2 separate regions of the Homo sapiens genome follow, and region 1 is linked to region 2. A link is an interaction called in ENCODE POLR2A ChIA-PET data of the cell type or tissue named here. Cell type or tissue: PC-3. All regions are shown on one strand. Links, peaks and the distances in the headings refer to the core of each region. The heading gives the core; the rest is flanking DNA.

Region 1 (7,083 bases), core at 1,647-4,146, 150 kb before region 2:
GTGTACTACTCTTTAATAGTCAGAGTTTTTGGACTATTCTTGACAGACACAATTGGTTAAAGCAATTGAAGATCATTTTCAAGTGTTAGAAAAATTTTACTACTAAACATAAACACAGGCTGAGGTGGGTGGATCATCTGAGCTCAGGAGTTCAAGAGCAGCCTGGGCAATATGACGAAACATCATCTCTACCAAAAATACAAAAATTAGCTGGGCGTGGTGGTGTAGTGCATGCCTGAAGTCCCAACTACTCAGGAGGCTGAGGAACGAGAATTGCTTGAGCCTGAGAAGCACAGGTTGCAGTGAGCCGAGATCATACCACTGCACTCCAGCCTGGGTGACGGTGAGACTCTGTTATTCCCTGCAGCCACGCCCTCTCACCCCTCCCCGCTCCCCCCTCCAAAAAATAAAGGTACTGATATTTGCAGTTGCTTGACTCTGAAATACTTTACTTGGCTCCATGGTTATTTCTTTATTGTTACCTTTTATCCGTTGCATCTTTTTGGTGACAGCCAGGAATGACAGTCAAGTTATCTTTACTTATAAGGAAGTATACCTATGGTTTTGAAAATACATGGTGTGTTTAGTACATTTTTGCATGTTACTTAAAACCACTTGTGTACAGTTCTTTTCCATATATTTGACCAATACAGGTTGGTAATTTTTAATTACAGAAATAATTAGTGAATACTTTTTCTAAAAATGCAAATAAAGACCTTCTGGACCAGCAACCCAAATCCTTGTTTCCTTCTTGCTTCTAAAAAGTGACTACTTCTAAAAAGTGACTACTGCCAGGCATTTATTATTATTATTAATGTTAACAGCTAAGGACAAAGTCTTTTTTAGAGAGCCTTTTGCAATTTTTATATTAACCTGTGACAGCCCAGTGATGATCACTATTCCTACTTAGAGAGAATAGGACTAACTTTCAGAAATCCAGGCATTTTTCTACCTTTCATACTATCTTTCTTTCACTTTACTTCTCTTTTCTGTCTTTTATCACTTCTTTCTTTCTTCATTCTTTCTCTCTTTTGCCTGGATCGAGATTGTTAAGTCCCTCTCAGTGAAGGGTAAGATTATGAGATCTGAGGGCTGTATAAATGTAGTAAGTTGTCCCTTAAGCATATTGAAATGTAGTGTGAAAGTTGGATGAAGGACATTTTCTAAACATATGCAAATACCATATCTATCATATCAGTTCATTTTCAAGATGTAACAGGTAATATAAATTTTTTTTTTTGAGACGGAGTCGTGCTCTGTCACCGGGCTGTAGTGTAGTGGTGCAGTCTCTGCTTACTGCAACCTCTGCTTCCCGAGTTCAAGCAATTCTCTGGCCTCAGCCTTCTGAGTAGCTGGGACTACAGGCATGTGCTAGCTAATTGTTGTATTTTTAGTAGAGACGGGGTTTCATCATGTTGGCCAGGATGGTCTCAATCTCTTGACCTCGTGATCCACCCAGCTTGGCCTCCCAAAGTCCTGGGATTACAGGCATGAGCCACCATACCCGGCCTTTTTTTTTTTTTTTTTTTTTAAAGACGGAGTTTTGCTCTTGTTGTCCAGGCTGGAGTGCAATGGCGGGATCTCGGCTCACTGCAACGTCCGTCTCCCGGGTTCAAGCGATACTCCTGCCTTAGCCTTCCAATTAGCTGAGATTACAGACGCATGCCACCACGCCCAGCTAATTTTTTGTATTTTAGTAGAAACTGGGTTTCACCATGTTGGCCAGGCTGGTCTCGAACTCCTGACCTCAGGTGATCTACCCGCCTTGGCCTCCCAGAGTGCTGGCATTATAGGTGTGAGCCACCGCATCTGGCCTAACTATTTTTAAAATTACTTTTTATAGCCAGTGGGGTGGCTCATGCCTATATTCCCCACACATTGAGAAGCCAAGGCAGGCAGATCACTTGATCTCATGAGTTGGAGACCAACCTAGGCAACAGAGTGAAACCTCGTCTCTACTGACAATATAAAAATTAGCCAGGCATACTGGTGTGCACCTGTAGTCCCTGCTACTTGGGAGACTGAGGTGGGAGGATAGCTTGAGCCCAGGAGGCAGAGGTTGTAATGAGCTGAGATCGCACCACCTCGCTCCAGCCTGGGTGACACAGCCAGACCTTTCTCAAAAAAAAAAAAAATTACTTTTTGTTAAGTGACATACTATTTTCATTGCTATTTAAGAAATCTAGTTTGTAATATAAAGTAATTCTATGGCAAAGTGTCACTTTATGTGAAACTCAACCCAACTTTTTTTTTTTTTTTTAAGACAGTGTTTTGCCCTGTCACCCAGGCTGTAGTGCAGTAACATGATCATGGCTCACTGTAGTTTTGACCTCCCAGGCCCAATCAATTCTCCACCTCAGCCTTCCTAGTAGCTGGGACTACAGGCGCATACCACCATGCCTAGCTAAGTTTTTGTATTTTTTTTTTTGTAAAGACAGGGTTTTGCCATGTTGTGCAGGCTGGTCTCAAACTCCTGGGCTCCAATGATCCTCCCACCTCAGCCTCTTAAAGTGCTGGGGTTACAGATATGAGCCACTGAGCCCACTGCGCCCAGCCTGATAATTTTATCTTTGTTTTTGTTTGTTTGTTTTTGTTTTTTGTTTGTTTTTGTATTTTTAGTTAGAGACAGAGGGTTTCACCATGTTGGCCAGGGTGGTCTTGATCTCTTGACCTCGTGATGCACCCGCCTTGGCCTCCCAAAGTGCTGGGATTACAGGTGTGAGCCACCACACCCAGCTACTTTAAGTTTTAATAATGGTAATTTTTTATGGTCTGTAAAGAATAAAACAGGACAACTAGAGATGCTGTGGGAATTTACGTTTAATTGGTGGGGTTATAATTATTCAAGAGGTTTTAAATCCTTATTCCTAGAGTCAGGAATTGGCAACATGTGATTTATATTGTTGGTTTATAACTATGAAAATAGATTACAAAAACTGAGATATATAAACTGCAAATAATGGGCCAAACATAAATCTCACTCTTCTTAATCTGTAGATCCAAGATCCTCAGTTGCTTGAGATTTTAGGTGTTTTTGCTACTGATTAAACTACATTCTTTTTATATTAGTCAACCTTAGCTTCATCTGTTGTAAGCTTTTAGGAAGTTGGGTGCTTATACCCATCATCCAAGATAAAAACTCCCTTTGTTAAAAGCAGATTGGTTGGTTTAACCACATTGCATACCTTAATTCATGCAGTCATGCCATGCTATTGGGTGCATTGGTATTTTCCTAGTTTGCTGTCCTACATATGGATCTTTTGATAAATCTCATTTGGTGATGGATGTTTAGTAAGATGCTAGGTTTTGTTTGTTTTGTTTTTTGAGACGGAGTTTTGTTTTTGTTGCCCAGGCTGGAGTGCAATGGTGTGATCTTGGCTCCCTGCAAACTCCACCTCCTGGGTTCAAGAGATTCTCCTGCCTCAGCCTCCTGAATAGCTGGGATTACAGGTGTTTGCCACCATGCCAGGCTAATTTTTGTATTTTTAGTAGAGATGGGGATTCACCATGTTAGCCAGGCTGGTCTAGAACTCCTGACCTCAGGTGATCTGCCCGTCTCCACTTCCCAAAGTTCTGGGATTACAGGCGTGAGCCACCATGCCCGGCTGAGGCTAGGATTTTAATTATATTCCAATATTTCTTACTCTCTTCATTATTACTCCCCTAAACAGCCTTTTTAGGCATTTTCCTCCTAGTTTCTGCCTGTGAAAATTTACTACTACAGATTATTGTATGTCTGTATGTATGTAATGTATGTATCTGTGCTTTATACATAAAATGATTACTTTTTGCCCTTCCTTCGCCCCCGTTTTTACTCCCATTAGCGTGGTTTTGCTTCCATTAAGAATGCATAGCTGGGCCTGGTGGCTCACACCTGTAATCCCAGCACTCTGGGAGGCCGAGGTGAGCAGATCACCAGGTCAGGAGATCGAGACCATCGTGGCCAACATGGTGAAACCCCATCTCTACTAAAAATACAAAAATTATCTAGGTGTGGTGGCACGTGCCTATAGTCCCAGCTACTCGGGAGGCTGAGGCAGGAGAATCTCTTGAACCCGGGAGGCGGAGGTTGCAGTGACCTGAGATCGCGCCATTGCACTCCAGCCTGGCGACAGAGCAAGACTCCGTATCAAAAAAAAAAAAAAAAAAAAAAAAGGGTGTTATAGGCCAGGTGTGATGGCTCATGCCTGTAATCCCGACACTTTGGGAGGCCAAGGTGGGCGGTTCACGAGGTCAAGAGTTCAAGACCAGCCTGGCCAACATGGCAAAACCCTGTCTCTACTGAAAATACAAAATTAGCCGGGTGTGGTGGCATATGCCTGTAGTCCAGCTACTTGGGAGGCTGAGGCAGGAGAATCGCTTGCATCTGGGAGGCAGAGGTTGCAGTGAGCCGAGATTGCACCACTGCGCTCCAGCCCGGGCAACAGAGCAAGACTCCATCTCACCAAAAAAAAAAAAAAGAAGAAGAAGAATGCATTGCATAGACTCATAAGCTTAAAACCTGGCTGATTTAAACATGTCGAGAGTGCCTCCAGTGACATTAGCTAAAATCCTAATTCTGAGTATTAAGGTAGAAGTAAGTTTCTTTCAAAGAACTTTGGATTTTCCCCCGTCTCTCCAAACACAACTTAAAATATATGTATATTATTGTCTTAGAGATAGGGTTTTCTCTGATGCCTGTGCATGAATTCAGTTGTGCAATCATAGCTCGCTGCAGCCTCAAACTCCTGGGCCCAAGCAGTCTTCTGCCTCAGCCTTCCAAGTAGCTGGGCATATTATAGGTGCATACCACTGCACATTTTAATTTTTTTTTGCAGTGATGGGGTCTTGCTGTGTTGCCCCAGCTGGTGTCGAACCCCAGATCTCAAACAATCCTCCTGCCTCAGCCTCCCAAAGTGCTGAGATTACAGGCGTGAGCCACTGTGTCCAGCCCACAACATTTTTTAATGTAAAATTTACTTCACTTTGGCCTGGCACGGTGGCTCACACCTGTAATCCCAGCACTTTGGGAGGCCAAGGCAGGCATATCACAAGGTCAGGAGATCGAGACCATCCTGGCTAACACGGTGAAACCCCATCTCTACTAAACAAAATACAAAAAATTAGCTGGACGTGGTGGCTGGCGCCTGTAGTCCCAGCTACTTGGGAGGCTGAGGCAGGAGAATGGCGTGAACCCGGAAGGCAGAGCTTGCAGTGAGCTGAGATGTGCCACTGCGCTCCAGCCTGGGCAACAGAGCGAGACTCCATCTCAAAAAAGTTTACGTCACTTTTTAAAATAACATCTGGAATGTAAAAGGGGCAACACTTTTACAACATTATTCTTTTGTGTTTAACTTAATTTTTTGAAAACCCCAGTACAACAGGAGCCAATTTTTTACCTAAGGAAAGATGTTTTTCTGTCTCGATTTACTGCTTTGTGTATATCATTTTGTATTTCCTATAGTGTGAAGCCTCAGTTTAGGTCATCTGGTGGTTCAGAACACTCAACAGAGGGCTCTGTATCCTTGGGGGATGGACAGTTGAACAGATATAGTTCAAGAAACTTTCCAGCTGAACGGCATAACCCCACAGTAACTGGGCATCAGGAGCAAACTTACCTTCAGAAGGAGACTTCCACTTTGCAGGTGGAACAGAATGGGGACTATGGTAGGGGCAGGTAAGAAAATAAAGTACCTGAAAACCTTTGATAATAATGTGATCATCCTGAATAATTGAAGAACATGATCTTCATAATAATTAAATGAGCATTTAATTATTGGTATATGGTTATATTAAATAAATACGTTATTTTCAGAACATGAGTTGGTTGCTTTTTATAATTATTAAGAAATAGAGTGCCCATACAGAATATAGCTCTGAATCAGAGGTTTATAAAGTTATTCTGAAGTTCCTTATAGCTCATATAAGAAAGAATAGCTTAGAAAATTAACATATCCATTTGCCTTATGGTTTTAATTTCTTCCAGCTTTTAAACTATAGAAGTGGCTGGGTGCGGTGGCTCACACCTGTAATCCCAACACTTTGGGAGGCCGTGGTGGGAGGATCATCTCAGGTCAGGAGTTCAAGACCAGCCTGGCCAACATGGTGAAACCCTGTCTCTATGAAAAAATACAAAAATTAGCTGGGCATGGTGGCAGGCGCCTGTAATCCCAGCTACTTGGGAGCCTGAGGTAGGAGAATCACTTGAACCCAGGAGGCAGAGGTTGCAGTGAGCCAAGGTTGCACCACTGCATTCCAGCCTGGGTGACAGAGCGCGACTCTGTCTCAAAATATAAATAAACTATAGGGGTGAGGTTATATATTGCCAACTTGCCTAATTAAACAATAGTATGGTTCTGGTTTGAAGGGATCACTACTAACAAATGGGCTCATCTTACTTTATGGTGTGGTAGTAGGTAAAGTTTTTAGTAAATTGGCTCAAGATCCCTCAGAATAATATATTATCTTTTAGTAATAGAGAAAACTAGCCCCAAATGTAGAAAGATGTTTAAATTGAAATGTATACAGCTGGCCAGGCATGGTGGCTCACGCCTGTAATCCCAGCACTTTGGGAGGTGGGGCAGGCGGATCATGAGGTCAGGAGATCGAGACCATCCTGGCCAACATGGTGAAACCCTGTCTGTACTACAAATACCAAAATTAGCTGGGTGTGGCAACACGTGCCTGTAATTCCAGCTACTCAGCAGGCTGAGGCAGGAGAATTGCTTGAACCCGGGAGGCAGTTCGTAGTGAGCCGAGATCGCGCCACTGCACTCCAGCCTGGCGACAGAGCGAGACTCCATCTCAAAAAAAAAAAAAATGTGTACGGCTTTGATAGAATGTATATATCTGAAGAAACTTATGACTTGTCCCTCCACCCCACCCCACCCCCACCTTTTTCTTATTAAAAGGAGAACTCTCTTCAGAGGTCGAAGACGACGAGAAGATGACAGGATCTCAGTAAGTTTTTTAAAACTTTTATTCAGACTTTTTTCTCTTCTGTGATTTACTATGGCATTGACTTTCGGTCTTTCCTTTCTGGGTTTTTGTTTTATTGATTGTAGTCTTCAGCAAAGGTAAATAGAGCCTAAATTTAACCCTGAA
Region 2 (8,014 bases), core at 2,798-5,297:
AGTGCTGGGACTACAGGCATGGGCCATCATGCTTGGCTTCTTTTTTTTTTTTTTGAGGTTTTGATGGTTGTTGGTGGAGTGGGTGGAGAGGGGAACTAACATTTATTTATTGAGTGTCTGCTTTGGACCAAGTACTCTGTTGGGAGCTTTGCGTAGATTATCTTCCTTAATCCTGTTAACAGTCCCATGAGAAAAGTGCAGATTTCCCCATTTTACAGATAGAAAAAAACAAGGACCCAGGAAACTTAACTAACATATCCAAAGAGACATAGCTAGTAAATGATAAGCCAGGTTTGGAACCTAGATGTTTCTGACTTCCACAGCATTACACAGATATGGAATGGAAGATCTAGACATTTTTAAACATTAAGACAAATTTTGAAGATAATCTCATTACTTATTTTTTATCAAATCAAGTCTTTCCTGTGATTTTTCTTCCTTTCCTTTTCTTGACAGCATCCCCTTTCTACTACTGAAAAGAAGGCCAGTGCTCTATCAGCTATATATTCAGTGGTTTTAAGATCTTTCGGCTAAGGTCAGGGTTTTTGTTCAAACACAGTCTTGCTCTGAAGTGTAATAGAATATAATCAGCAAAAGCAGAGTGGTTGAAGCTTGGAGAATTTCCTAAAATTACTAATAGCTGTAGTACAGCAAGCTCTTAGTCTGAAAACAGAGGAAACACATCATTCCTCACACAGTTTGCTTGTTTTCTGGGTTTTTTATTTGTTTGTTTGTTTTGTTTTGAGATGGAGTCTCAGTCTGTCACCCAGGCTGGAGTGCAGTGGCACGATCTCGGCTCACTGCAACCTCTGCCTCCTGGATTCAAGTGATTCTCCTGCCTTAGCCTTCTGAGTAGCTGGGACTGCAGGTGTGCGCCACTACGCCCGGCTAATTTTGTATTTTTTGTAGAGACAGGTTTTTACCATGTTGGCCAGGCTGGTGTCAAACTCCTGACCTCTGGTGATTCGCCCATCTTGGGCTCCCAAAATGTTGGGATTACAGGTGTGAGCCACTGCACCGGGCCACAATTTGCTTATTTTCAAATAAGCTGTAGTCTTTCAACAATTAGCAAATTAGTATTTGGAATTTGTGTCCACCAATTATTTTTAACTGATAGTTTATTTAGATAATATCTTGATGGGGAAGTCTTAGCATATCAAATGGTTGCTGTTTTAACTGCAAGAATAAAAAGAAACAAAAATGCAATTTAGAAAAGCCATTTTGATTATGCTGAAAACTTACGTGGAAACAGCATCTATCAGAAATAGTAACACTAGGTGCGGTGGGTCACACCTGTAATCCCAGCATTTTGGGAGGCTGAGGTAGTTGGATCACATGAGGCCAGGAGTTCGAGAGCAGCCTGGCCAACATGGAGAAACTCTGTTTCTACTGAAAATACAAAACATAGCTGGGTCCACGTGGTGGTGCGTGGCTGTAGTCCCAGCTACTCTGGAGGCTGAGGCAGGAGAATTGCTTGAACCTGGGAGGCAGAGGTTGCAGTGAGCTGAGTTCGTGCCACTACACTTCACCCTGGGTGACATAGCAAGACTCAGTCTCAAAAAAAAAAAAAAAGAAAGAAAAGAAAAGAAAACAAATAGTAACACTAGCACAGTCTATCGATCAACTAGTTCAACACTCTTAATGCGTGTTCCTAGATAATTTTACATTAGTTTAAAAGTTTCTTTGCAATACTCTGATTTCAAAGAAGTAAACCATATTTACTTTTGTAAGAATCCAGCCTAGAACAAAATTTCATTTATGTAAGCAGAAGCAGTGCAAAAAATATTTATTAGCCGGGCATGGTGGCTCACGCCTGTAATCCCAGCACTTTGGGAGGCTGAGACGGGTGGATCACCTGAGGTCAGGAGTTCGAGACCAGCCTGGCCAATATGGTGAAACCCCATCTCTACTAAAAATACAAAAATTAGCCAGGTGTGCTGATGGGTGCCTGTAATTCCAGCTCCTCAGGAAGCTGAAGCAGGAGAATCATGGAGGCAGAGGTTGCAGTGAGCCGAGATTGTGCCATTGCACTCTAGCCTGTCTGACAGAGCAACACTCCGTCTCAAAAAAAATAATAAAAAAAAAATTATCAAGAGGATTAACAATGAAAAGTTTATAAGGGATTTGTATCTTCTACATAAGAGTTAAATTAGCTTTTAAAAGTTTTAGTACCATGGTTTATGGTTCTGGTGGAGACACCAAGTAGCAGCAATTATTTGTTGCCACTTGACTGAAAATTGTCTCATTTGCTTTGTATTTGTTGGACAATGGGTTTAAGTACATGTAGTGAAGACCCCAAATAACAGGTACTTAAAACAAGATAGAAGTTTATTTCTAGGTCATGCCATGGTCTCAACTAGTACAGCAACTCTGCTTCATGAGGGTATTGGGCAACAGGCCCTTCTACCCTGTTCCTTCATCATCTACTGGTCTGGCTCTTCACCCTTTGTCCAATATAGCTGATTACCACATCCCATTTCACCCATTGGGAAGGGAGAAAGAGAAGGGAAGATACACCCATTCCATTTAAGAGCAAGATCTGGAAGTTGCACACATTCTTTCTGTTGATATCACATTGGCCAGACCTTAGTAATTTGACCGTACCTACCTATGAGGGGACTGGGAAATGTCATCGTCTTCTGAGTAGTTGATTGCCCAGCTAACCATCCTATTGTGGAAGATAAAAGAAGAGATAGGATGGACCACTTATCTCTCTTCAAATCCCTTGGCACACAAACTGCTTGTGGTTGTCTTTTTTTCTTTTACGCTTGGCTTTTATAATGATGTGTCCTGTTTCATGTTCTGTTAAAACACCATGTTCATAATTGAACAAAAACTTCATCCTGAGAAAACTGCATTACAAGAACATTTGTTATAACTAATAAAGGAAGTAAGTAAATCATATTCCAAATTCACAATGCCAAAGTATTTTTAATGCAGGAATTTTAATAAAGTTTTTAAGAATTCTGCAGATACAGCTATAACACCTAAATATAAATGACCAAACCCAACATTTGATTATTTCTAGCTTTTATTCTAGAATAATGATTTTTAAAATTACTACTATCACTGTCACCCTAAGGAATGGTTAGACTGCCTAATATCACATTTCCATATGTTGATAGCCTTGGAAGTATGTTATTTTTTCATAATATTCAGATGTGTGGTGATATTTGTTTGGGGAGTGATGGCAGGCAAAGAATGGTGGGTAGAGTTTTTTTGTTACTAGGAGTAGTGTTTTTTTCCTTTTAATTGCTAGTTTTGATTGTGATTAGTACAATGAGTGAAATACAGGAAATATCTGCTGGAACTCTGAAGTATTATTCCTTGCATTGTTGTCTTTGCTATTTTAGGATAAGGAATGTGTTGTTTCACCCCCCTCCTCCAAGTGAAACTTCAGGAAAGTAAAATTTTCTTTAGTGATATTGGAGATGTAAATATCTTTTTTTTTTTGGAGACAGAGTCTTGCTCTGTACATCCAGGCTAGAGTGCAGTGGCGCCATCTCGGCTCACTGCAAGCTCCACCTCCCGGGTTCACGCCATTCTCCTACCTCAGCCTCCCCAGTAGCTGGGAATACAGGCGCCCGCCGCCATGCCCGGCTAATTTTTTTGTATTTTTAGTAGAGATGGGGTTTCACCATGTTAGCCAGGATGGTCTTGATCACCTGACCTCGTGATCTGCCCGCCTCAGCCTCCCAAAGTGCTGGGATTACAGGCATGAGCCACTGTGCCCAACCTTTTTTTTTTTTTTTGAGATGGAGGCTCGCTCTGTTGCCTAGGCTGGAGTGCAGTGGCGTGATCTTGGCTCACTGCAACCTCTGCCTCCGTTCAAGCAGTTCTCTGTCTCAGCCTCCTGAGTAGCTGGGATTACAGGAGCCTGCCACCACCTCCAGCTAATTTTTTTGTATTTTTAGTAGAGATGGGTTCCACCATCTTGGCCAGGCTGGTCTTGAACTCCTGACCTTGTGACCCATCTACCTTGGCCTCCTAAAGTGCTGGGATTACAGGCGTGAGCCACCGCGCTTGGCCGATGTAAATATCTTTAGGGGGATAATAGACACACAAATTAAAGAGAGAAAGGATTGTATTATCAGCCAAGTCAAAAGTTTTATCTCCTAAACATTGGCGGATAGGTGTTTATAAAATTGCAAGTCATTTATAAGAATCCTTAGGCAGTTTGTCATAGTTCTTTGTTTCACTCTATTTTAAGTGCTTTCTTGCCTGCTAAAGGATATCAGCTCTTGTACTACCGAAATGCCCTGGACAGCTTTCTGTTACAAATTTATAGCTGCGAGATCATTTTTATTCTTTTTGGTTGCTTCTCCACCCTTCCTTGAGCCTCTATTCCTAAGAGTGTTATTAACGTTTAACATTTATTCTTTTGCTGAGGCTGCATTGAGGGGCGTGGGTTGTTTTTATTTAATCTTTAAAAATAGTAACCACCAGCTAGTTATTTAAAATTTTGCCAGGAAAAGAGGAACCAGAAGCAGCAGCTGACTGTCTTTGTTGACTGTGTGATCCAGAGCAGACCCAGTGGATTTGGGAGCTCCCTTTCCCTCCCCACCACTGCCTCCAGTGGTTTTATTCTCTTTTTACCTACCCCCAGTACTAGATCCCTTCAGTCGCTCTTTCACCCCTGAACTTCCACCACCACCATGTCCCCCAAAGCCATTCCCTGGACCAGCAATAATTTATTTAGTCTCTGCCCCTCTCTCGGGCTTTTAGCAAGAAATGCCCAAGAAAACTTCAGTTTTAGCATTTTCTTTACAGTCTTCTATATTCTTGATCACTTGTCGTTGCTTTTGTCTTTATGTCTAGGTGCAAAGTAAGAAAAGAAAAGCAGATACAGGCCAGGCGTGGTGGCTCTTGCCTATAATCCCAGGACTTTAAGAAGCCAAGGCAGGAAGATTGCTTGAACCCAAGATCCCGCCTCTAAAAAAGAAAAAAAAAAAAAAGCAGATATCTTGGCCAGGGGAGGTGGCTCACATGTGTAATCTCAGCACTTTGGGAGGCTGAGGTGGGTGGTACCCCATCTCTACAAAAAATTAGCAGGGCATTGTAGCATGCCCCTGTAGTCCCAGCTCCTCAGAAGGCTGAGATGGGAATGGGTCAAGGCTGCAGTGAGCTGTGATTGCACGACTGCACTCCAGCCTGGGCCACAGAGTGAGACCCTGTCTCGAAAAGAAAAGCAGATAGGGAAATAGGCAAGGAGAATTAGCCTAGGAGGAACCTTTACACCCTCCTGAGGGCCCTTCTGTGATTTCTTTCAGCATTCTTTCCTTTTGGAATCGTGTTATTTCTTCTTGAGGGTGACATCTTCTGCCCTCCCAAGATGAATTCTGAGTATATTTTTCATAATAACTTTTTTTTTTTTTTTTTGAGACAGTCTTGCTCTGTCCCCCCAGGCTGGGGTGCAGTGGTGCCATCTTGGCTCACTGCAACCTCTGTCTCCCAGGCTCAAGTGATTCTCCTGCCTCAGCCTCCTGAATACCTGAGATTACAGGTGTGCGCCACCATGCTGGGCTAATTTTTGTATTTTTATTAGAGATGGGGTTTTACCATGTTGACCAGGGTTGTCTTGAACTCTTGGCCTCAAGTGATCTGCCCGCCTCGGCCCGCCAAAGTCTTGGGATTACAGGCGTGAGCCACCACACCCAGCCTTTCCCATAATAACTTTGAAAAGTTATAGAAATTAGGCTGATAATACTGCACAATTATTTATTCAACAGTATTTATTGCTGATTGGTTGATTACTGATTAATAAATACTTGCTAGCCTGGATCATTGCTTCCTTCCATCCTCTTTTCCTGTTACACCCCAGCTCTATGTTATTCAAACCATCATCTTTCTCCCAGGCACTACTGGAGACAGTCACTAAACTGTGGAACATAACTAAAAACATTCTGTTCTCCCGTCTCCCTTGACTCTCAGCACTGCCTAGCACAGCATGTGCCTCCCGTTACTGTAGTGGCAACTCTGAATATCTTTACGCAAACCCTCTCTTCCAACTCTTCATTCCTGTCACAAAGACCTTAGAGAGGCAGCACTGAGAGGTAGGTAAGAGTTTGGATGCTGGAGCCAGACCATCTGCTTTGAAGCTGTCTCTCACAGTGTTGTGTCCTTGTGCAGGCCAGTTAATTTCCCTGTGTCTCACTTTCCCATCTGGAAACTGAGACTCATAATACTCTTCCATGGAATTGTTTTGAGGACTATATGGATTAATGTATGTGATTGCTTAGATGAATGGTACCTAGAACGAAATAGGCAGTGAATGAATGTAGAAGGGAAAATAGACAAGAAAACCTTTACTCTGATTCCTGTGCAGAAAGAAATTTAGAGGTCATTAAGCCAGAGTCCTGTCATCTTCTGTCCTCACTCCCAGTGCTCCAGCACCTACCTATACCTCCCTACCGATCCTTACCCTTTTTCGTAGAGAAAAGGTATCTCTAAAGTCCTGCAGTGCTTTAAACCTTTGATACATCCTGACAAACACAGAAAATGATAATATTTGTTCAATACAGTGGGGTAAAAAGAGTGCCTGTTTGAGGTGACTGGCCCAAGGCTTTCAGTTCCCTGAAGCTCAGCTAAACTGCCCTAAGGGACTGAGTATTAACATTTCCACACCCATAAAGCACTCACAGATCAGCGCAGATACCACATTCCCAGCCCATGTTGAGAAGCCCTGGCCCTAACCACTGACAACACTAACCCTTATCGAACTTGTAATTAAATCATTAATTATAGAATTCTTTTCAGATGTCTATGCTGGAAGAAACTATAAACTTCATCACTATGCCTATAAATGTTGGGCCCATGTCCCACTAAAGTGGTGGCTTGTATGTAGGAAGTTCTTAGTGTTTGTTGGTAGAATCGGTATCTTTCTAATAGCTGTCTTTGTAACTTACATATTTGTCCATCTTTAAGAAAAAGAAAAAAATAAAACTCACCTGCTTTGACTCTAGCCTTCTGTAATACTACCCCATATCTCTTTCCCTTTTTAACAAAACATTGAAAGAAGGAAATCTATTGCTGTCATTTCACCTCTTACTCATTCTTCAGTGTCCTAAATAATCTGTTTTCTTCCTTCACTGTTCCTTTAAAACTGTTCTTAACTGGGCTACTGATGATCTACCTGCCAAATCCAGTAGTTATTTTTTGATCCTTATTTTATATTTGTGACAGTGTGCACTCATCTTCTCCTCTCTGCCTCCATTTTCCTCATTCTCTCCTGGTCTCCCCACTGTGTGTCATCATCGTCTCCATTTCCTCTGCCTGTTCTTTAAATGTTAGTTTACCCCAGGATTCCTTTTCTGGTTGCCTTCTTTCATGCTGCATTCCTTCTGGGTGATATCATTCACACCCAAGGCTTCAGCTACCACCTCCTACGCTTGATGGTTCTAAAATCTATATATCCATTCTAGAGTTTCTCTCTCCTGTTGCCTGCTGGATATCCTCCCTTGTTTTTGACTTGCCATATGTAACAGTGCCAGACAAATGGCATTCATCCAACGTTGAGCTAAAGCAGTCTTAGAGCCCATGAGATCCTTATTCCTACAGATGAAGAGACTGAGGCCCAGAGACGTATAGTGGCTTGCCCAGTATCAGATAAATAGTTTGTAACAAAATGGGGAGGAAAACCTAAGTCTCTGGACACTGGGACTTGAACACAAGTTTATAAACCTATGCCAAACACAGAATGGTGATGTTTACTGCCTCATTGGAAAAACCCTTTTCCACTTTGGCCTAAGCGACCTGCTTTTGCGATCCCCATGCTGTGGCAGTGGCAGTATTCTCCTTACTTGTGTTTTTCCCTGTCCATCTTTGGTTTCCAGAGCAGTATGAATTGGCTACCAACAAAATTCTTCATCTCTTTAAAAGCTTTCACTTTTTTTGCGCCTGCCAAAGGAGATACTTAGATTTTGATCACTGTTAATTTTATCTAGACTATTGATAAAGAATGCCTGGCACATGCACCATTTAATTCAGATTCAGTGATTGGTATAGATACTATTAC

What was found. ChIA-PET counts read pairs that join two places held together with the same protein. Peaks named below come from ENCODE experiments on the same cell type or tissue, not always from the same donor. Only the 100,000 strongest peaks of a DNase experiment are listed, where the experiment ranks them.
Region 1: POLR2A ChIA-PET joins it to region 2 with 10 read pairs; 4 of 35 experiments call an interaction of 5 or more read pairs at or near these places.

Annotation. Positions count from the first base shown.
Region 1 is chr12:50,455,692-50,462,774 of GRCh38, forward strand. LARP4 (La ribonucleoprotein 4) reads left to right here. Exons shown (of 16, transcript NM_052879.5): 11 at 5,444-5,656; 12 at 6,891-6,939. SNORD133 (small nucleolar RNA, C/D box 133) reads left to right here and starts at 880; the gene lies at 880-1,095. In PC-3, for the core only: no CTCF peak of the experiment used is centred there; a DNase peak (open chromatin) is centred at 3,140.
Region 2 is chr12:50,607,069-50,615,082 of GRCh38, forward strand. The region is part of intron 1 of DIP2B (disco interacting protein 2 homolog B); the gene reads left to right. Among named protein-coding and RNA genes, the nearest start is that of DIP2B, 110 kb to the left of the region's middle. RefSeq lists enhancers at 4,428-4,929, 4,930-5,429. In PC-3, for the core only: no CTCF peak of the experiment used is centred there; no DNase peak of the experiment used is centred there.